Regions from separate parts of the Homo sapiens genome. Here region 2 is linked to region 1. Evidence: read pairs that join two places in POLR2A ChIA-PET (ENCODE). Cell type or tissue: HepG2. All regions are shown on one strand. Each heading gives the region's core, and the rest is flanking DNA. Links, peaks and the distances in the headings are about the cores only. Region 1 overlaps PITPNC1 (phosphatidylinositol transfer protein cytoplasmic 1). Region 2 overlaps PITPNC1 (phosphatidylinositol transfer protein cytoplasmic 1).

Evidence for each region. Peaks named below come from ENCODE experiments on the same cell type or tissue, not always from the same donor. Only the 100,000 strongest peaks of a DNase experiment are listed, where the experiment ranks them.
Region 2: POLR2A ChIA-PET joins it to region 1 with 6 read pairs; 7 of 35 experiments call an interaction of 5 or more read pairs at or near these places.

The regions. Positions count from the first base shown.
Region 1 is chr17:67,588,707-67,598,741 of GRCh38, reverse strand. The region is part of intron 5 of PITPNC1 (phosphatidylinositol transfer protein cytoplasmic 1); the gene reads right to left. Among named protein-coding and RNA genes, the nearest start is that of MIR548D2, 120 kb to the right of the region's middle. In HepG2, for the core only: no CTCF peak of the experiment used is centred there; a DNase peak (open chromatin) is centred at 4,031.
Region 2 is chr17:67,430,544-67,440,578 of GRCh38, reverse strand. All of the region lies in intron 1 of PITPNC1 (phosphatidylinositol transfer protein cytoplasmic 1), which reads right to left. It overlaps LOC124904046 (a long non-coding RNA gene), which reads left to right. Exons shown (of 3, transcript XR_007065881.1): 3 at 1-2,259. Among named protein-coding and RNA genes, the nearest start is that of MIR548AA2, 36 kb to the left of the region's middle. In HepG2, for the core only: no CTCF peak of the experiment used is centred there; no DNase peak of the experiment used is centred there.

The DNA of each region.
Region 1 (10,035 bases), core at 806-8,805:
TTTTTGTATTTTTTTGTAGAGACGGGGTTTCACCATGTTGGCCAGGCTGGTCATGAACTCCTGACCTCAGATGATCTGCCTGCCTTGGCCTCCCAAAGTGCTAGGATTACAGGTATAAGCCACCATGCCTGGGCAGATAGCAACTTCTAGTTGTGTCCTCACATGGTAGAAGGGACAAGGGGTCTATCTGGGGCCCTTAAAACCTAAGGGGTCTCTCTGGGGCCCTTAAGACCTAAGCACCTTCAAAGGCCTCACCTCCTAATGCCATCACCTTGCGGTGATTAGGATTTTAACATAGGAATTTGGGGGTGAGGGGCACCATGGCATCTCCTAAACCACTTAAAAAAAATTCCTCGCCTTAGTTGGTAGCACGAACACCCATTCGTTACAAAAACCTGAATTATCTCAGACCACTGAGCTAATTGCTCCATCCTAACTAGGCACCAATCTCTCTCTGTCTTCCTAATTCTCTCCTCTATATTTCTTTTCTTTTCTTTTCTTTTTTTGAGACGGAGTCTCACTCTGGAGTGCTGGAGATCACTCTCAGGCTGGAGTGCAGTGGCGTGATCTTGGCTCACTGCAACCTCCGACTCCCTGGTTCAAGCGATTCTCCTGCCTCAGCCTCCCAAGTAGCTGGAATTACGGGCACGCACCACTACTCCCAGCTAATTTTTGTATTTTTAGTAGAGACGGGGTTTCACCACGTTGGCCAGGATGGTCTTGATCTCCTGACCTCGTGATCCGCCTGCCTCGGCCTCCCAAAGTGCTGGGATTACAGGCATGAGCCACCGCACCCAGCGTCTCCTCTCTATTTCTACTGTCACTGCTTTAAATCTCGGGCTGCATTCTCTATCATCTGATCTACTGCAAAAATCTCCTGTGTTCTCTACCAGTCTCTCCCTGCATCACGATCTTGCCTGTCTACCCATTCTCACCCTCTAGCATGTGTTCTCCATAGAGCCTACCCCACTGCCTTGCAATGAGAGTACCTGTCCCTTCCACCAGCCTAACAACCCCTGGTGCCGAATAGATGTTTAACAAATGTTTCTTGTACGATGAATTAAGGCACCATTAAAAGCATCCTATCTTTTAAATGTAAAATAAAGGACTTCTCAAATTTCCACTAGGAACTTAACACAAAGGGATTGAGGAAGATAACTGTTTTTTTCTTTCCTTTTTTTGTTGAGATGGAGTCTCAATCACTCTGTCGCCTAGGCTGGAGTACAGCAGCATGATCTCAGCTCACTGCAACCTCCACCTCCCGTATTCAAGTGATTCTCCTGCCTCAGCCTCCTGAGTAGCTGTGATTACAGGTGTGTGCCACCGCGCCTGGCTAATTTTTGTATTTTTAGTGGAGATGGGGTTTTGCCATGTTGGCCAGGCTGGTCTCGAATTCCTGACTTCAAGTAAGATACCCACTTTGGCCTCCCAAAGTGCGGGGATTACAGGCGTGAGCCACCATGCTCAGCCTGAGGAAGATAATTGATATTTACTGAACATCTATGATATGTCAGGAACTATGATAAATGGCTTATATAAATTATTTGGGGCCAGGCATGGTGGCTCATGCCTATAATCCCAGCAGTTTGGGAGGCCAAGGTGGGGGCATCACTTGAGCCCAGGGGTTCAAGATCAGCCTGGGTAATATAGGAAGACTTCATCTCTACAAAAAATTAAAAAATTAGGCGAGCATGGTGGCAAGTGCCTATAGTCCCAGTTACTTGGGAGGCTGAGGTGAGAAGATCACTTGAGCCCAGGAGGTGGAGGTTGCAGTGAGCTGAAATTGTGCCACTGCTCTACGGCCTGGGTGATAGAGGAAGACTCTGTCTCAAAAAGAAAAAAAAAAATTGGTTCAGAACACTATCATTTTAAAAACAAACCCAAGGGAGTATAGAAAAGCAAGGGGGAAGAGCCTTTAAACCATAAGAATTTACTCGGCCTCTAGGGAATTAAGGAACACCCAAGGGAACAATCAGTCTTGAAATCAGATGACTTTACATTTTTATCAGTTTAGAATAAAGGTTAGGAACAACATGAGCAAATCGAGTCTGATCTTCCATCTCTCAAGCCAGGCGTGGTGGCTCACACCTGTAATCCCAGCTACTCAGGAGGCCGAGGCAGGAGAATCGATTGAACCTAGGAGGCAGAGGTTGCAGTGAGCCGAGATCGGGCCACTGCACTCCAGCCTGGACGACAGAGCGAGACTCTATCTCAAAAGAAAAACAATAACAACAAAAATACAAAACAACAACAACAACAAAGAAATAGGGAACAGTATGCAGTTACGTAAACTCTTAGCCAAAGCAGAATGTTGTTACCCGTGAGTACCAAGGATCACTTTTTTTTTAAAGCAATACTTTTTTTTCTATCTTAAACTGTTACCAAAAGCCCCCAATAAAGACATACCACGTGTACAACTAGTGTATCTGGTTTAACATTATCTATTCCAAGAGACCCAGATGGTTCCAAGCAAATATAGCTGGGTGCTGAAAACAAAGCTTCACCCATAGATCGAAATTAAGTTACTAGAAAATTCAGTCTTTCCAGTGTCCTTCATTCCCGAGGACGTTCCTTAATATGTTTCATATTTCATTTCAATAATTTACTCTAGTTTTGACATCCCAACCAAGGTGATGTTGAGTTCATAACAAACCCAATCTCATGATAGATTTCTGAACCTTTGTAGGAATGATAATAAAATGTTTCAGCACCAAATGGTCAATTATTTGGTTTTACCCCTGAGTATCTCTTCCATGATGGCATTTTGCTGATGCTTTTCAACATCTATTTATTATCATCTGATCGGCATAGCTAAAGATAATTAAAATTACTCTAGATAATGGTTTGCATAGTCCAAAGGTATTTATGACCATGTCTTTACAGGACTGGGAACAAGATGAAACATTTTCAGATGAAGCTCCATGAAGTTTATATTTAACAAATTTATGTACCAAATGGCCATAAAAATCTGATGGAATATAAACAGGCCTTCAATAGGTATTAGTGGAGAAATAGGATTTAAATGTGATTTAATAGCTTAATATTATTCATAGAGAATCGCCATCAGTCTCAGAAGATCAAGTGCAGAATTTGGTGGGCAACAGCTGACACACTGCATGGTTAAAAAGCAGAGCCCTGTGTACAAGTAGGGGAGCAGATGGAAGCAATGATTTCAGCGCATCAAAAGGCAGAAATTGCTTTGAAATCATGTCCATTGGAAATCATTAACTTCTTTTCTGTAAGCTCAGCTCCTATTATCCCCTTGCCCCACATTAAAAAAAAAAAAAAACTAAAATACTAGCTGAGACTTTGTCCTTGAAGGTGTATCAGATAGATGGCATCCAGGGATTTTTAGTAAGAAATCCATTTTATAAAGATGATGGCTCTGGATGTCCAAGGGGAAGAAGATTCAATGGTTCCCTTTTCAGAGTTCTATCAAGTCATTTGCATTATTAGGAAGCCAGCCAGTGCCCTGGAAAAAGTTAACAAACAACCTTCCAGGCCTGAACAACTGAATAGCTTATTATTCAATGACTTGACTTTGGCAGAATTCAGTTCAGTGTTCACATTTGATATGCAAACACTATTCAGTACTGAAATGCACTCATGATGTACATCTCAATATCCTATGCAAAAGGAGATATCATGCTGAATTAATTCATTGATTCTAAGATGCCACCAACTATACCACCGAAAAAGAAAAAATGCTGCCACTTGTAATTGTAACATGCCATCAACTCTAATATGCGTTTCATTTGTAAAGTTGTTAAAACATGAAAAACAATGGCCGTGTTAAAACATGCTGAATGTCTAAAATGTGTACAAAGCTCTATTCTGTGCACTTTTCAGGCTTAACACATTTAATCCTCACAAGTACCCTATGAGTGGGAACTATCATGATACTCATTTGACAGGGGCACACGGAAGTGAAGTAACATGACTTAACTAGCTGCTAAGGAGTTGACTTGGGATTCAAAGACACCTGGTTTGACTCTAGTGCCTACAGTCTTCATCCTGTCTCCATTCTGCCACGGTTCTGTTGATGATTAACTGGGAACAACAGCATAGATGGCTCTCACCTCTTGGAACAGAGCTGTGCCAAGCAGGATCCCTTACAGATGAGTAAAACCCAAGGAAGGACTGTGTCTGAAACCAGAATCCCCAACCTCCAAGCAGGAGGCCACAAGGCAGAGGGTCTGCTGCTTGCACCAGTAACCACTCCTTTCTCCACTTTGAAAAAGTGAACTCAAAAGTCCCTGGAGACGTGACTTATCAACTCATGTCTGAGGATGCCTCTGGGTGGTGAAAAAGGAATAGGGACTGCAGACTTCAGAAACGTGAGAACTTGGACTCCCCAAGTTACACTGACTTCCCCATTTGTGGATCTCCAAGAGTCCACTCTGAAGTGGTTCCCATGAGGTATAACTGAAGTGAAAGAGAAAAGAGAACTATGGTTTATGAAGCATTTGACATGCAGCATCTCACTGCATCCTCTCAATTCTCTCTGAAGTGGGTGCCATTTTCCCCTTTACACAGCTGGGGAAGTTCAGAACAGCGAAGTCCCGTTATCACTTGGCTGCAGAGCCCTGCTTTGGACCCTATTTGGTCGAAGGCTGGTGATTTCTCTGATTCTAGTACAGAATCCTACTAACTGGGCCTGACCAGCTGCTAGCTTTTGGCAGATTCCTCAAGTGTTCTCCACCAAAATGCTCCACGACCCAAGATTGCTGTCCATCCTCTGTCATGAGCAATCCACCCACCAAGGCACCATCCACTGGACTCAACAAACATAAACACAAAGCTCTAGGTAAATAAACAGCAAAGCTGTGCCTTATTTTTTTTAAGTGACGTACACTGTATTCCCACAGTAATTATGAGGGGGAAAAGGAGCCAAACATTTGGGAAACAACTGCAGAGCCAGTGACTGAGGCTAACAGTGGATCACAAAGAATTAAAGAGGTTTGAGTTTCATGGAACAGAAGACTCAGATGAATATTTTCTTTTTCAAAACTCAAAAGATCAATATCAAGAATATAAAAAATCATATAAAAAACATGGCTCACGCCTGTAATCTCAGCACTTTAGAAGGTCAAGGAGGGCAGATTGCTTGAGCCCAGGAGTTTGAGACCAGCCTGGCCAACACGGTGAAACCTCGTCTCTACTAAAAATGTAAAAATTAGCATAGTGTGGTGGCATGCACCTATAATCCCAGCTACTTGGGAGGCTGAGGCAGGAGAGTCGCTTGAACCCTGGAGGCAGAGGTTCAGTGAGCCAAGATCACACCACTGCACTCCAGCCTGGGTGACAAAGGGTGACTCCATCTAAAAAAGAAAACAAAACAAAAAATCAAAAAGCCAAAAAACAGCCACTACCCACCAGTCAAACATATGTAATTATTTTGTCATATTTGATTCCGATTCTGTCCCTACTTAAAAAAAAAAAAAAGAGAAAATTTCACACTTATAGTTGAAATCCCTTCCTCTTCCACACCTGGCTGACAGCTATCATAAATTTATTGTGAACTTAGTCCACATTTTAAAATAAACTTTGTATTTTATGTAACATATAAATGCATCTGCATCCATAAATAAGATATTCTTAAATGATTTTAATGGTTTCCATGGTCAGGTTTGTAAACACTTTTGGAATTTATTTTTGAATATGGAGTGAGGTAGGGATCCATTCTTTTCTTTCTTTTTTTCTTGAGACAGGGTCTTTCTCTGTTGCCCAGATGGAAGTGTAGTAGCGCCATCATGACTCACTGCAGTTTTGACCTCCCAGGCTCAAGTGATCCTCCTGCCTCAGTCTCACAAGTAGCTGGAGCTACAGGCCTACATCACCATGCCTGGCTAATTATTTTTATTGTTTGCAGAGATGGGGTCTAGCTATGTTGCCCAGGCTGGCCTTGAACTCCTGGACTCAAGTGATCCTCTTGCCTTGGCCTCCCAAAGTGCTGGGATTACAGGCATGAGCCACTGTGTCCAGCCTATTATTTTAGTTTTCCCTATGAAATGTCAACTCACTTAATGTCATTTACTGAGAAAGTTATCTTTCCTTCCCACTGATTGGAGACACATTATCTATTATGTATCAAATTCACATGATCAGCTTACGTTTATTTCTATCTTTGTGCAAATACCACATTCTTTCATATGATTTTGTTATCAGATATGATGAACTTCGCCTCCTTGTTCTTTGTTCAAAATTTGTCTCAGCTATCTTTTGACTTTTATTTTTCCATCTGATTTTACAATTTATGACAATCCTGTTGAGATGTTGATTGGAATTACATTTAATTTGGAGACTGATTTAGGAAATCACTTATTTCTTTACAGTATTTAGTCTTTTGCTCCATGCACATGGAGTATTTATAATTTGTTCAGGTCTTTGTTAGGTCCTTTGATAATAATTTCGTCTAGAAAAGTTAGATTTGTTCTTGGGTACCTTAATGTTATGTTGCTATTGATGATGGGATTAATATTTTCTAATTATTACTCATATATGGAATATCATTGATATTTGTAAGTTGATCTGATAGCCAGTAACCCTTCTGAACATAATCATTTTGCTATCATTTTAACTATTTAGTATTCTATTTAAGATAATTTGTAAATTCTCTTAGGTTTTCAGTTTAGACACACTGTCTGCCTATAACAAAATTCTTTTATCTTTAGTTACATTCCTTATACCATTTTTTGCTCTTTCAATTTTAATTTTAAAAAATCATTGCGCTGGGTGTGGTGACTCACTCCTATAATGCCAGCACTTTGGGAGGCTGGGGTGGGAGGATCATTCGAGCCCAGGAGTTCAAGACCAGCATGGGCAACACAGCGAGATGCCCATCTCTACAAAAAAAAAAAAAAAATTAGCTGGGCATGGTGATGTGCTCCTGTAGTCCCAGCTACTAAGAAGGCTGAGGTGGGAGGATTGCTTCAGCCCAGGAGGTTGAGGCTGCAGTACGCCGTGATGGTGCCACTGCACTCCAGCCTGGGTGACACAGCAAGACCCTGTCTCCCAAAAAAATTTTTAAATCAATAAATAATTGTGACTTTAAATCTTAATATAATGTCAAACATGTCAAAAAATTGCAAGAATATAAAAAAAATCAAGAAATATCAGAAAATCCCTGAACACCCTTTACCCAGATTCTCCAGCCGTTAACATTTGCTTCTTTTGCTTTGTCTTTCACATTTGAGAAAACATTGCAGATATGTCCCTTGACCTCTAGATATTTCAGGGTGAATTTCCTAAGAATAAAGACAGTCTCTCACCTGATTACAAAACAACGATCAAAATTAGGAAGTTTAACATTGATATAATACTATTATCTAATCCTCAGTCCCTACTTAAATTTTGCCGATTACCCAGTAATATCCTTTGGGCTCTTTTTCTCCAGTTTAGGTTCCAGTCCAGGATCATACTGCATTTAGTAGTCTCATCTCTTTAGTCTTCTTTAATCTAAAATAATTCATCAGCCTTTCTTTGTCTTTCATGACCTCAACAATTTTGGAGAGTACAGGCCAGCTATTTTATAGAATCCCATCAATCTGAGTTTGTGTAAAGTTTCCTTATGATTAGATTTAGCTTATGGGTTTTTTGTTTGTTTGTTTGTTTGTTTGTTTTTGACAAGAACACTAAAGAGGTGATGCGTCTTTTTCAGCACATCATATCATTTCTGATGCTAGTTTGTTCCAGGATTGATAACGTTACAGACATTTGGTTAAGGTGGTATACACCAGGTATGTCTATTGTAAAATTCTTTCTTTCTTTCTTTCTTTTTTTTTTTTTGAGACAGAGTTTCGCTCTTGTTGCCCAGGCTGGAGTGCAATGGCACATTCTTGGCTCAGTGCAACCTCCATCTCCCAGGTTCAAGTGATTCTCCTGCCTCAGCCTCCCCAGTAGCTGGGATTACAGGTGCCCACCACCACGCCCGGCTAATCTTTTTGTATTTTTAGTAGAGATGGGGTTTCACCGTGGTCTCCAACTCCTGACCTCAGGTGATCCACCCACCTCGGCCTGCTAAAGTGCTGGGATTACAGGTGTGAGCCACTGTGCCTGGCTGTCTATTGTAAAATTATTTCTATTTCCATTTTCCATTAGTAAGTCACTTGCAGAGAAATACTCTTAGTCCATGTAAATATCCTGTTCCTCATCAAACTTTTCACATACTAGTTTTAGCATTCAATGATGTTTACTACTAAATCAATTACTATTATGATAGTTGCAAATGGTGATTTTCTTCTACAGGTAGGCCCTAGGGTTGTGTATTTGCTCAAACTTAAATTACACAAAAAATAGTTTCAGTAGTATTAGCCCATACTACAGTAAGAAACAAACTTATTACTTAGAATTCAGTATTTGTTTACAATTCTTATTGTCTTCCGACTGAGGATACATAGTCAGAGTGCTGTGTAATTGAGAATTCCTTGGGAAAGGTCTTTTTCTCTCCTTTTCAGTGTGGCTATTTTATTTCTTTTAAAATACAGTTAGGTTCATTTATTTCGTTTTAATTCTATTTTAGTATCTTCCACCCCACCAACCCCCTGCCTAATCCCTGTTGATTTGGTTTCATTATTTTTGAGTGGGGAAAACATTAACATGATTTCAAAAGTTGAATGATTCAAAAAGGTATACTCCCAGAGGTAGTGCTTCTCTCACCATCTCTACCCCGTTTCCACACACCCCCACTGTAGGTAGCCAATCTCATTATTTTCTGGTTTGTCCTCTCTGCATGTCTTTTTTTTCCTGTTCTTCCTTTCCTTTCCTTTCCTTTTGAGACAGAGTCTCACTCTGTCACCCAGGCTGGAGTGCAGTGGTATGATCTCAGCTCACTGCAACCTCCACCTCCTGGGTTCAAGAGATTCTCCTGCTTCAGCCTCCCGAGTAGCTGGGATTACAGGCATGTGCCATGACGTCTGGCTATTTTTTATATTTTTAGTAGAGATGGGGTTTCACCATGTTGGCCAGGCTGGTCTCGAACTCCTGAACTCAGATGATCCACCTACTTTGGCTTCCCAAAGTACTGAGATTATAGGTGTGAGCTAACACACCCAGCATTGGTGGTGATATATCCTGTACCCAATACTTGTTTTGCTCAACGGTCTTAGCATCCATTGATGGCTTTTTTTTTTTTTTTTGAGTCAATTATTACTACAGTGGTTACAAAGTGGACATTCAGACCTTGATACTTGGTATTGCCTCTCTAGCTCCAAACTCCAGTTTCCCAACATGATTCAGCACCAGGTCTTTGCTGACAATGCTTTTGACCAGTTTGGTTAACTGTCTCCCTCACCCTTGATACTAGCACATCAGAGGAGGCAGGTCTTTTTGAATTTATCACAGCACCTGTGAATCAGGCCTAGCCAGAAAGCAGACACTACTTTAAGCTGTCTTCTACTAATGATTATCCGCGGTAAGTTCTAGCTTCTTTGAATGCAGAGGTAAGCTGTGTTGTCACTATACCTCTGAGAATCAGAAAGCCAGCCCTTGTGTGCTGGATATTCTTTTTGCTCATGTGTTTTTTACATGCAGCTCTCAGATCACAAATTGTACCACAAATAGCAGTGGCCACATCTTAAGGAATCAAACATGATCTGTTTTCCATTGTCCTCAAAATGACACCATTAGACACAGATTGAATAAGAACATTGACTTTCCACTTCACAGACCAAAGCAGATAATAATCCTTCCAAACTGCAAATGGGAGTGTTTTGTGCAACCTCCTTTTTAACAGGTGCTGACTTATTAGAGAAAATTGCAGATTTTGTAGGTGGCTGGTTATAATAATCTAAGGTTAAAAACAGAACGATAAAAGTTGAAGACATCAGAGATCACGTCTAAAAATAAAGCAAATGCTTTTTTTCTTTCTGTAATCCTCAATTAGAAGCCATTTAAGGAAGAGATAATCAGCTCCAGAGACCTGTAAATATGGATTCTGCAGTTCCCACTGGCACTCCTGCTTTACAAATTAATTTTAGTACATTTTGAAATGTGTTAACATCCATCCATCTATGTTGTCCTCTTGGAGTTACAAAT
Region 2 (10,035 bases), core at 1,134-9,133, 160 kb after region 1:
GCCTGGGCAATGGAGTGAGACCCTGTCTCAAATAAATAAATAAATAAATAAATAAATAAATAAATAAATAAATAAATAAAAAGTCTTGCAAGAGAAAACATCTCCATTTTTCAAAAGGAAGTTACAGAGGTTGAGTAATTTGCCTGATTTCACTAAGTTGGTCATAACAGAGTTTGGATTCAAACCCAGAGCAAACGAAGGCTTAGAGGGACTAGCAACTTTTCCTTTTGAGGTCTAGATGATCTTACTTTTTGTTATTAGGGGTCAAGGCCAGGATTAGAAGGAGACAAGTGAGGTTGCGTTTGCCAGTGCGGGGTTAGAGCCTGTCTTTAGCATTTTGATATTTTGTTCATTGTAGAGTATTGTGCATTAATTTTTATTTTTTAAAAATATTGCATCAAAATATTATTTACCCTGATTTTTAGTTTTTTGGTGCCATCTTAAATTTTGAGCCCAAGGGCTAGTGTTTTACTAGCCTCACTATTCTCTAGGCTTTGCTCAAGGCTACAGACAATCTGTGATCACCTGAATTAAGCCAACAGACAGTTCTCATTTCAGACAGACTTTTCATCTTCCTCCTGCCTACCTCATACATTTTACATCCCAAATTACTGCCTACTGGGAAAGAAGGTTTTGGGTTTGTTTTAACTTGTTTGTTTGCTTTTTTGTTTGTTTGTTTGTTTTTCTTTATCTTTTTCCTTGATTCATCACCGGCTGAGATACATACTATATAAACAAGAAATGTGGCAAAAGGTGGTATATCAAGAAACGGGATGCCAAAAATTTCACACAATCCGTGAACACATTTAAGCATACTTAAAAAAGAAATGTCCATCTCATCAACAAAAAATAAGTATGTAAGGTGAGAGATATGTTAATTAGCTTAACATAATAATTCAACAATGTATTCACATATCAAAATATCACCTGGTATATTATAAATATATATAATTTTTCATTTTTCAATAAATGAATGAGTGAAATGTGGAAGAGTAATGTCAGGCCCCCGCCCAAGGCTGGAGAACATATCTTTTTCTATGAGAAATTTTCTTCCATAATTGTCAGATCTTCAAACATCTGCTTCACAGAAGTGTCTCAGAGCCCTATCACAGATACAAGATTAAATAAATACCATAAGCTGAGGCTGTGGGTTGTCACTGGCAGCTGGAGGGACAAAAGTCATCTTTTTATTCCTAACCTTTTGTTTCTGCAAATGTAGTCTATTATGACATGCACAGGTATTAGGAGGGTGACGGCCATGCCAATAGCAAACACAGCTGTTTTGAATCCTATTCTGTATTTTTTATTAACTAAATACAGTGCTTGGTAAAATAAAATAAAATCAACATTAGGAGGCTCATCAATTACACAGGAGAGAAATGGTTACATAGAAATTGACATCATCCAGGTAATATATGCCTAATCAATTTCCTAAGCAAATCAGATGCTTCTGGGCTGAATTAAAGAAACACCTTTAATTAATTCAGCACCTACTGTGTGTCCGAAACCAACCAGAAACTTGTGGCCCAGGTTTCCTAGGAGAAACTGATGACCAATAAGCTACTGCCATTTGGACCTGTATTTTGTGGAGAGTGCAGGTCATTTTTTTAATTTAAAAAAGTGCTCAATTGCAGTCCCTTTCTACAGGACAGGCCAAGGGAAACGGATGGGAGCAAAGCAGGTGGATCTCTGGCAGGATTACAATCAAATTAAATGCGCATGGCCTGGAGTTTTCTTTTCAGCACTTTCAACTCAGAATAGTAGCCGTAAGTCAGCAGCAGTACTGCTTTTTGTTGCTGGGGCAGAGTATTATACCTCAGGGTTGCTTCTTCAGTTCTAATTTGACCTAATGAACATTTAAAAGAGAGGAAGGAAAAGTTACTTCTGAGTCCAGAAAACTGGATGGTAAAAGATCATATTCTAAAATTCACACATTCTGTGCATTAGAAAGTCACTTAGGCCCAGCTGGGCACGGTGGCTCACGCCTGTAATCCCAACACTTTAGGAGGCCGAGGCAGGCAGATTACTTGAGGCCAGGAGTTCAAGACCAGCTTGGCCAACATGGTGAAACCCTGTCTGTACTAAAAATACAAAAATTAGCCAGGCATGGTGACAGGTGCCTGTAATCCCAGCTACTGGGGAGGCTGAGGCAGGAGAATCTCTTGAACCCAGGAGGCAGAGGTTGCAGTAGCGGAGATCACACCACTGCACTCCAGCCTGGGCGATAGAGCGAGACTCTGTCTCAGAAAAAAAAAAAAAAAAAAAGTCACTTAGAACTCTGTTCTCTTTATCCAAATTCTAACAAAGATCTTACAACCCAGAACAGCTTAGAAGGCACACAGCGGAATGATGGTGGCTGCACTGACTAGAGGTCTATGTGCTGCAGAGGGTCAATTACAACGTTCATGGCTAGGGCTATTGAGTGACCTGAAGGTCAGACACAGCCCTGTCTTAGGATCTTTGTTTTTCTTTTTTCTTTTCTCTTCTTTTTTTTTCTTTTTTTCTTTTTTTGAGACAGAGTCTCGCTCTGCCGCCCAGGATGGAGTGCAGTGTCGAGATCTCCGCTCACTGCAACCTCCGCCTCCCAGGTTCAGGCAATTCTCTGCCTTGGCCTCCCCAGCAGCTGGGATTACAGATGTGTGCCACCACGCCCAGCTAAATTTTGTAATTTTTAGTAGAGATGGGGTTTCGCCATGCTAGCCAGGCTGGTCTCCAACTCCTGACCTCAAGTGATCCGCCCGCCTCGGCCTCCCAAAGTGCTGGGATTACAGGCCCGAGCCTCCGCACTCGGCCTTGGGCCCTTTCATTCATTCATTTGTTCATTCGTTCTCAGGGACCTCCTCTGGGATCTTAGAGCTCCTTTGAGTTCCTGGTAAGACCACCCACCTCTCCAGGGCTTAAGGAAGGTCTATAGAATGGCCAGTCTTCCTGATGAGGCCTCTCTCATGCCTGCACCCCAATGCAAATATTCCTAAGAAACCAGTGATGCTTAGGAGGTGCATTAGTTTCCTAGGGCTGCAGAAACACAGTATCACCAAGTGCCTAAAGCAACAGAAATGTGTTCTCCCGCAGTTCTGCAGGGTAGAAGCCCAAAATCAAGGTATCAGCAGGGCCATGCTCTGGAGGAAATCTGTCCTTGCCTCTTCCAGCTTCTGGTGGCCCCAGGCGTTCCCTGGCTCGTGGCTGCAACACCCCAACTTCTGCCTCCATGTTCAAGGGGCTATCTTCTCCCTGTGTCTCTCTATGTCCGCTCCCCTTCCTATAAGGACATCAGTCATTGGATACAGGTCCCACTCTAATTTCGGGATTATTTCATCTTGAGGCCCTTCACTAATTACATCTGCAAAAACCCTACTGCCGGCTAGGTGCAGTGGCTCACACCTGTAATCCCAGCACTTTAGGAGGCCGAGGCAGGTGGATTACTTGAGTCTAGGAGTTTGAGACCAGTCTGGGCAACATGGCGAAACCCTGTCTCCACTAAAAATGCAAAAATTAGCCAGCCATGGTGGTGCAAGCCTGTAGTCTTAGTTACTCGGGAGGCTGAGGTGGGAGGATCACCTGAGCCTGGGAAGTCAAGGCTGCAGTGAACTGTGATCGCACCACTGTACTCCAGCCTGGGCAAGCAGAGTGAGATCCTGTCTCAAAAAAAAAAAAAAAAAAAAAAAAAAAACACCCCTATTTTCAAATACAATCAGATTCTGAGGTTCCAGGCAGACACAGATTTTGAGGGGACACTATTCAACCTGCTACAGAAGACAATCAATAAAACTGGTAACAGATGACCCAGCTTTCCAGAAAAGGCCATGGAATGAGTCTCCTTTACCTCAGCCATCCACACAAATCCAAGACCCTTGGGTTTTCCCTGGTCTCAGGACTTTTATCCCTGTTGCCATTCTTGCAAAGCTCTGCACACAGCCAAGAAACATGAATCAGATTATGTCACTTCTGGTTTTAGAACTCTCAGTGGCTCCCATTGCAAAAAGGACATATCCCAAACTCCCAGCCAGGCCCCGAACGCTTTCCACGCCCTGTCCGGTACGTTCGTTCCATCACCCTCCTTCCCCTCCCTGGCCTCCCTACCTTCTGCTTACCTCTTGCCTCCCTCACCCTCACCTTTATTCCTCTCCTGGCTCAAACACAAAGAGGCCATGCTAGTACTTGCTGCTCCCTGTGTCTGGACAGCTGTCTCTCAGATTGTCGCTTAGATAAGACCATTGTTCAAACGTCAAATCCTCGCAGAAATTTTCTGTCCATTCTTTTTAAAATAGCACCCCCAGCCAGACACGGTGGCTCAGGCCTGTAATCCCAACACTCTGGGAGGCAGCTGAGGCAGGAGGATCCTTTGAGGCCAGGAATTTAAGACCAGCCTGGGCAAGAAAGTGAGACCCTGTCTCTACAAAAAATTTAAAAATTAGCTGGGTGGCTGGGTGTGGTGGCACACATCTGTAGTCCCAGCTACTTGGGAGGCTGAAGCAGGAGGATCCCTTGAGCCCAGGAATTGGAGGCTGCAGTGAGCTATGATCACACCACAACACTGCAGCCTGGGGCAACAGAGCAGCAAGATTGTATCTCAAAAAAATAAAAAGTAAAACAAAGGAACAAACAAAAAAACCACCAACCATGTATCTCACACATCTTAGGTCACTCGATTACAGGACCCCAACTTATTTTTTTATACCACTTATCACTAGCTGAAATTGTTCTTCTTGGCGGGGAGGGTGCGGTGGTAGACAAAGTCCCGCTCTGTTGTCCAGGCTGGAGTACAGTGGCATGATCTCGGCCCACTGCAACCTCCTCCTCCCAGGTTCAAGCGATTCTCCTGCCTCAGCCTCCTGAGTAGCTGGGATTACAGATGTGCACCACCACACCTGCCTAATTTTGGTATTTTTAGTAGAGATGGGGTTTCACCATGTTGGTCAAGCTGATCTCGAACTCCTGACCTCGTGATCTGCCCACCTTGGCCTACCAAAGTGCTGAGATTACAGGTGTAGGCCACCGCACCTGGCCTGAAACTGTATTATTTGTGTCCTTGTTCACTTGCTTACAGTCTGTCTCCCCCAGCACAATGTCAGCCCCATGGGGGCAGGAGTTTGTCTCATTGGTGGCTATGTCCCTGCATCCCAGGGCCTGGAAGAAGGCATTCAATAAATACTTGTTGAATGAATCCATGTGCCTGCTGGGTAACATGTTAGACACTGAGGGTACAAAAATGCCTACAATGGCCCCGGAGGGTGTCACGTTTAGTGAAGGTTACAGAAACGTCAAAAGCACTAACACTTCTGGGGCCCAGCCACTGTTCTGTGGCTTTTATCTTCACAAGAATCCTGCAGAGGTAAGTACTATTATAATTTCCGTTTTACAGATGAAGTAACTGAGGTTGCGTAATTTGCCCAAGAGGAGCCAAGGTTCAAACCAGGGAGTCTGACCAGATCTTGAGCTCTGGGCTTCTTTTTTTTTTTTTTTTTTTTTTGAGATGGAGTCTCGCTCTGTCACCCAGGCTGGAGTGCAGTGGCGTGATCTCAGCTCACTGCAAGCTCCATCTCCCGGGTTCACGTCATTCTCCTGCCTCAGCCTCCTGAGTAGCTGGGACTACAGGTGCCCGCCACCATGCCCAGCTAATTTTTGTATTTTTAGTATAGACGGGGTTTCTCCATGTTGGCCAGGCTGGTCTCGAACTCCTGACCTCAGGCGATCCACCCACCTCAGCCTCCCAAAGTGTTGGGATTACAGGCGTGAGCCACCTAGCCTGGCCTTTTATTTTTTTATTTTTTTTTTTTTTTTGAGGCAGAGTCTCACTCTGTTGTTCCCTGTTGCAACAGCTCACTGCAACCTCCACCTCCTGGGCTCAAGCAATCCTCCCACCTCAGCCTCCTGAGTAGCTGGGATCACAGGCATGCACCACCACACCTGGCAAATTTTTTTGTATTTTTAGTACAGACGGGGTTTTGCCATGTTGGCCAGGCTGGTCTTGAACTCCTGGCCTCAAGAGATCCACCTGCCTCGGCCTCCCAAAGTGCTGGGATTACAGGTGTGAGCCACCGCGCCCAGCCTGAGCTCCGGGCTTCTAAAGCACAGCCTGCCCCTCTACCAAAGATTACAGCTCTGTGCAGAGGGCCCTAAGAAAGGTTATGTAATGGGCCTGTGGGAGCCGGAAAAGGAAACGCTACTTGGGAGTGGGGCGGGTGGGAGGCTTCCTCTTGCTGCTCAGTTCCCAGGCTGGGGTGGCAACACCATGTGTAAATGGGCAGATTTTACAAAAGAGGCACAGAGCAGATTGCATTCAATGGGATGCAAAGTAGTTTCTGGTAATCTTGTGTGGGCACAGGGAGGGGTAACACAGGACTCTGTGGTGCCACAGCTGAGGTGTCAGCATTACATCACCATTACGGAGCCATAAGCCTCATTCCCCGTCTGCAGCCCAGGTTCTAGGCACTGGGCTCTTGACTTCCTAACATCTATAATCAAGCCTCTCTCTTAAACCACAGCTTCTGCTGCTGAGCTCTGGCCTTGCTCCTCTTCACCTCCCTGGAGAACCAGGTCCCGTTCTAAGCCCCAGGAGCAGGACCATTTGTGGTCTCGGCCCCTTGCCCCATCCTGACCACCCTCCCATCCAGCCTGTACCTCTATGCCAGCACCAGATTCCTCTTTATTATTATTATTATTATTATGGGGAGGAGGAGACAGAGTCTCGCTATGTCACCCAGGCTAGAGTGCAGTGGCTATTCACAGGGGTGATCCTTGCACGCTAGTCTCAGACTGCTGGGTTCCAGTGATCCTCCTGCGTCAGCCTCCTGGGTTCAAGTGATCCTCCTGCGTCAGCCTCCTGAGCCTGCACCTGGCTTCCTCTTTTTCTTATTTCTATTTTTTAGAGATGGAGTCTCACTCTACTATCCAGGCTGTAGCACAGTGGCACAATCATAGCTCACTGCAGCCTCAAACTCCTATGCTCAAGCGATCCTTCTGCCTCAGCCTCCCGAGTAGCTGGGTTTACAGGCGCAGGCCACCACACCCAGACTCTCCCTATGTTGCCCAGGCTGCTCTGGAATTCCTAGCCTCAAGGGATCCGCCCTCCTCGGCCTCCTAAAGTGCTGGGATTTCGAGTTACTGCACCCGGCTCCCCAGCTTCCTCTCTGTTCTATCTTCTGCCCGGGGCTGGCTTGCCCTCCATTCATCTGCCCAGAAGCACAGCCGTGTTTGTGCGCAGCCAGCAGACTCTCCAGACTCCGGTTCCACAGCCTTACCCGCCCGCCCAGGCTCGCTCCCGCAGCCCGCGGCTAAGACCTTAGCAATCTCTGCTCTGCACCTGTAGCTTTGCCTCCTTTCTAGGTCTGGCTTCCCTTGGTCTGGCCCAACTAAATTCTTTCCTGGCACTGACTGCCAGGAGACAGGAAAACTATAGAAAGCAGAAGAGGGAGAACCACGTAAGTCACAATCAAATGGCTCTTTTGCCAAATATCTACAAGCCTTGCTCCCACGATTCATCCAGGTCTCTGCTCAACTGTCGCCTCCTCAAGGGTCTTCCGCCACCACTCTCCCCACCCCCACTCGCTGTCCCTATATCCTGCTATATTTGTGGCTACCTGACATTATATTATATTTGTATATTTCCATGCTGTTGTCAGGGTCCTCCTCCCACCTCCAGAATATAAGCACCTTGAGGGCAGGGAGTTTGTTTTAGTCACACCTGTGTCCAGAGCTGTATCTGGCACATAATAATCACTCAATAAACAGTGGTAAGCTGAATGCTTACAAGAGTCACATACACCTGAAATCTACACAAAAGAGCACACTGTAATAGCTGATGTTTACAAAGATCACTCAGGAAATCGAGACAGGGAAAGTCATTTTGTTCTGTTTTGTTTTGTTTTAGGATTACATGAGATAATGTTCACAAAGCCTGTAATGAAGTTACTGAAACAGCCATGTCCAACCCTTTGAATAAGAGGACTTTTTGGCTTATCTGTGGTGGCAGATATCACAAAAATTATACACGGACCTTTATTTATTTATTTTAGCTCATCAGTTATCATTAGTTTTATTTTATTTTATTATTTATTTATGTATTTATTTATTTTGAGACGGAGTCTCACTCTCTCGCTCATGCTGGAGTGCAGTGGTGCAATCTCGGCTCACTGCAAGCTCGGCTCACTGCAAGCTCCACCTCCCAGGTTCACGCCATTCTCCTGCCTCAGCCTCCCGAGTAGCTGGGACTACAGGTGCCCACCACCACGCCCGGCTAATTTTTGTATTTTTAGTAGAGACGGGGTTTCACCGTGTTAGCCAGGATGGTCTCCATCTCCTGACCTCGTGATCCACCTGCCTTGGCCTCCCAAAGTGCTGGGATTACAGGCGTGAGCCACCGCACCCGGCCAGTGTTAGTGTATTTTATATGTGGTCCAAGACAATTCTTCCAATGTGGCCCAAGGAAGCCAAAAGTTTGGACACCCATGTTCTAAAACATAGCACGCTTATAAATATGTTAGCTATTATTAGAGAAACCATCTTTACAAGATTCTGGTAAACCTTTCTTATCAGGAACACCCAGCTCGTTTCCCAAGAGTGTCAAGTAGCTGAAGTTTTCCTGCAGAAGTTATCCACTGGGATATAGGAGGTAATATGGCTGTGGTCCGTGCTGGGTGAAACTGAAAACATCTGACTGAGCCAAAGAGAAGAGACTAAAGATAAATGTTGCTGAAATAAACACAGTCAATTGTTAAGACAGTCATGACATTAAGACAAAGGAAGAAAAGTTTTCAGAGTGACTCATCTTTTGGTTCTTCAGAGTGATCATATCTTCCTTGGAAACAGAAAATACATGGAGATGTGTGAACTATGCATGCCTCTGTGTTTATGACTCGAAGATAAGCTGTGGTGAGGGAAAGTCTATATTAGTATTCAAGGCCACAGAAACCAGTCTCTTTTACAAATTACCGTGTAATTAAACAGAAGGCACATGAGATGTATTTTAAGCACATCCCCTTTCTTATTCTTAGTATTCCACTCAACGTCCAAACCCTTATTAATATCTCTGGCCAAAACCACAACTTAAAAACTGCAAACTCATTGTACTATCAAGGAATATTTTCTAATTGTGCCTTAAAACCAACTGTCAGACAAGCTGAGTTCCCATCATGAATAATGGTATACAGAGGCTGACTCAGCGGTAAAGGGTGGAGAAAACGCAGAAAGAGGGGGAAAGCCGTAGGTAAGACAAGACATGAGGCCAGGTGCGGTGGCTCACTCTGTAATCCCAGCACTTTGGGATGCTGAGGCGGATGGATCACTTAAGGTCAGGAGTTTGAGACCAGCCTGGTCAACATGGTGAAATCCCGTCTCTACTAAAAATACAAAAATTAGCTGGGTGTGGTGGTGGGCGCCTATAGTCCCAGCTACTCGGGAGGCTGAAGCATGAGAATCGCTTGAACCCGGGAGGTGGAGCTTGCAGTGAGCCAAGATCACGCCACTGCACTCCGGCCTGGGCGACAGAGCAATATTCCATCGCAAAAAAAAAAAAAAGAAACAGTAACTAAAAAGAGTAAAAATTAAAGAAATAGTTCATCATAAAATGGAAACACATAATGAACTTCTTTCAACATTCCAAGTTGTTGTGTGGTTTGGTTTTGTTTTTAAGAGATGGGGTCTTGCTTTGTCACACAGGCTGGAGTGCAGTGGTGTGATCATTTCTCACTGCAACCTTCCTGGGCCCAAGGGATCCTCCCACCTCAGCCTCCTGAGCAGCTGGGACTACAGACACATGCCACTGCATATGTCTAATTTTTTTTTTTTTGGTAGAGACAGGGTCTCACTATGTTGCCCAGGCTGATCTTGAACTCCCGGCCTCAACTGATCCTCCCACCTCAGCCTCCCAAGTAGCTGGGACGACAGGTGTGCACCACCACGCCCAGCTGTTTTGTTGTTGTTGTTTAGAGACAGAGGTCTCACTACCTTGCCTAGGCTGGTTTCAAACTCCTGACCTCAAGCAATCCTCCCGCTTCCACCCTCTAGAGCATTCTGCCTCCTAGAGCACTGGGATTA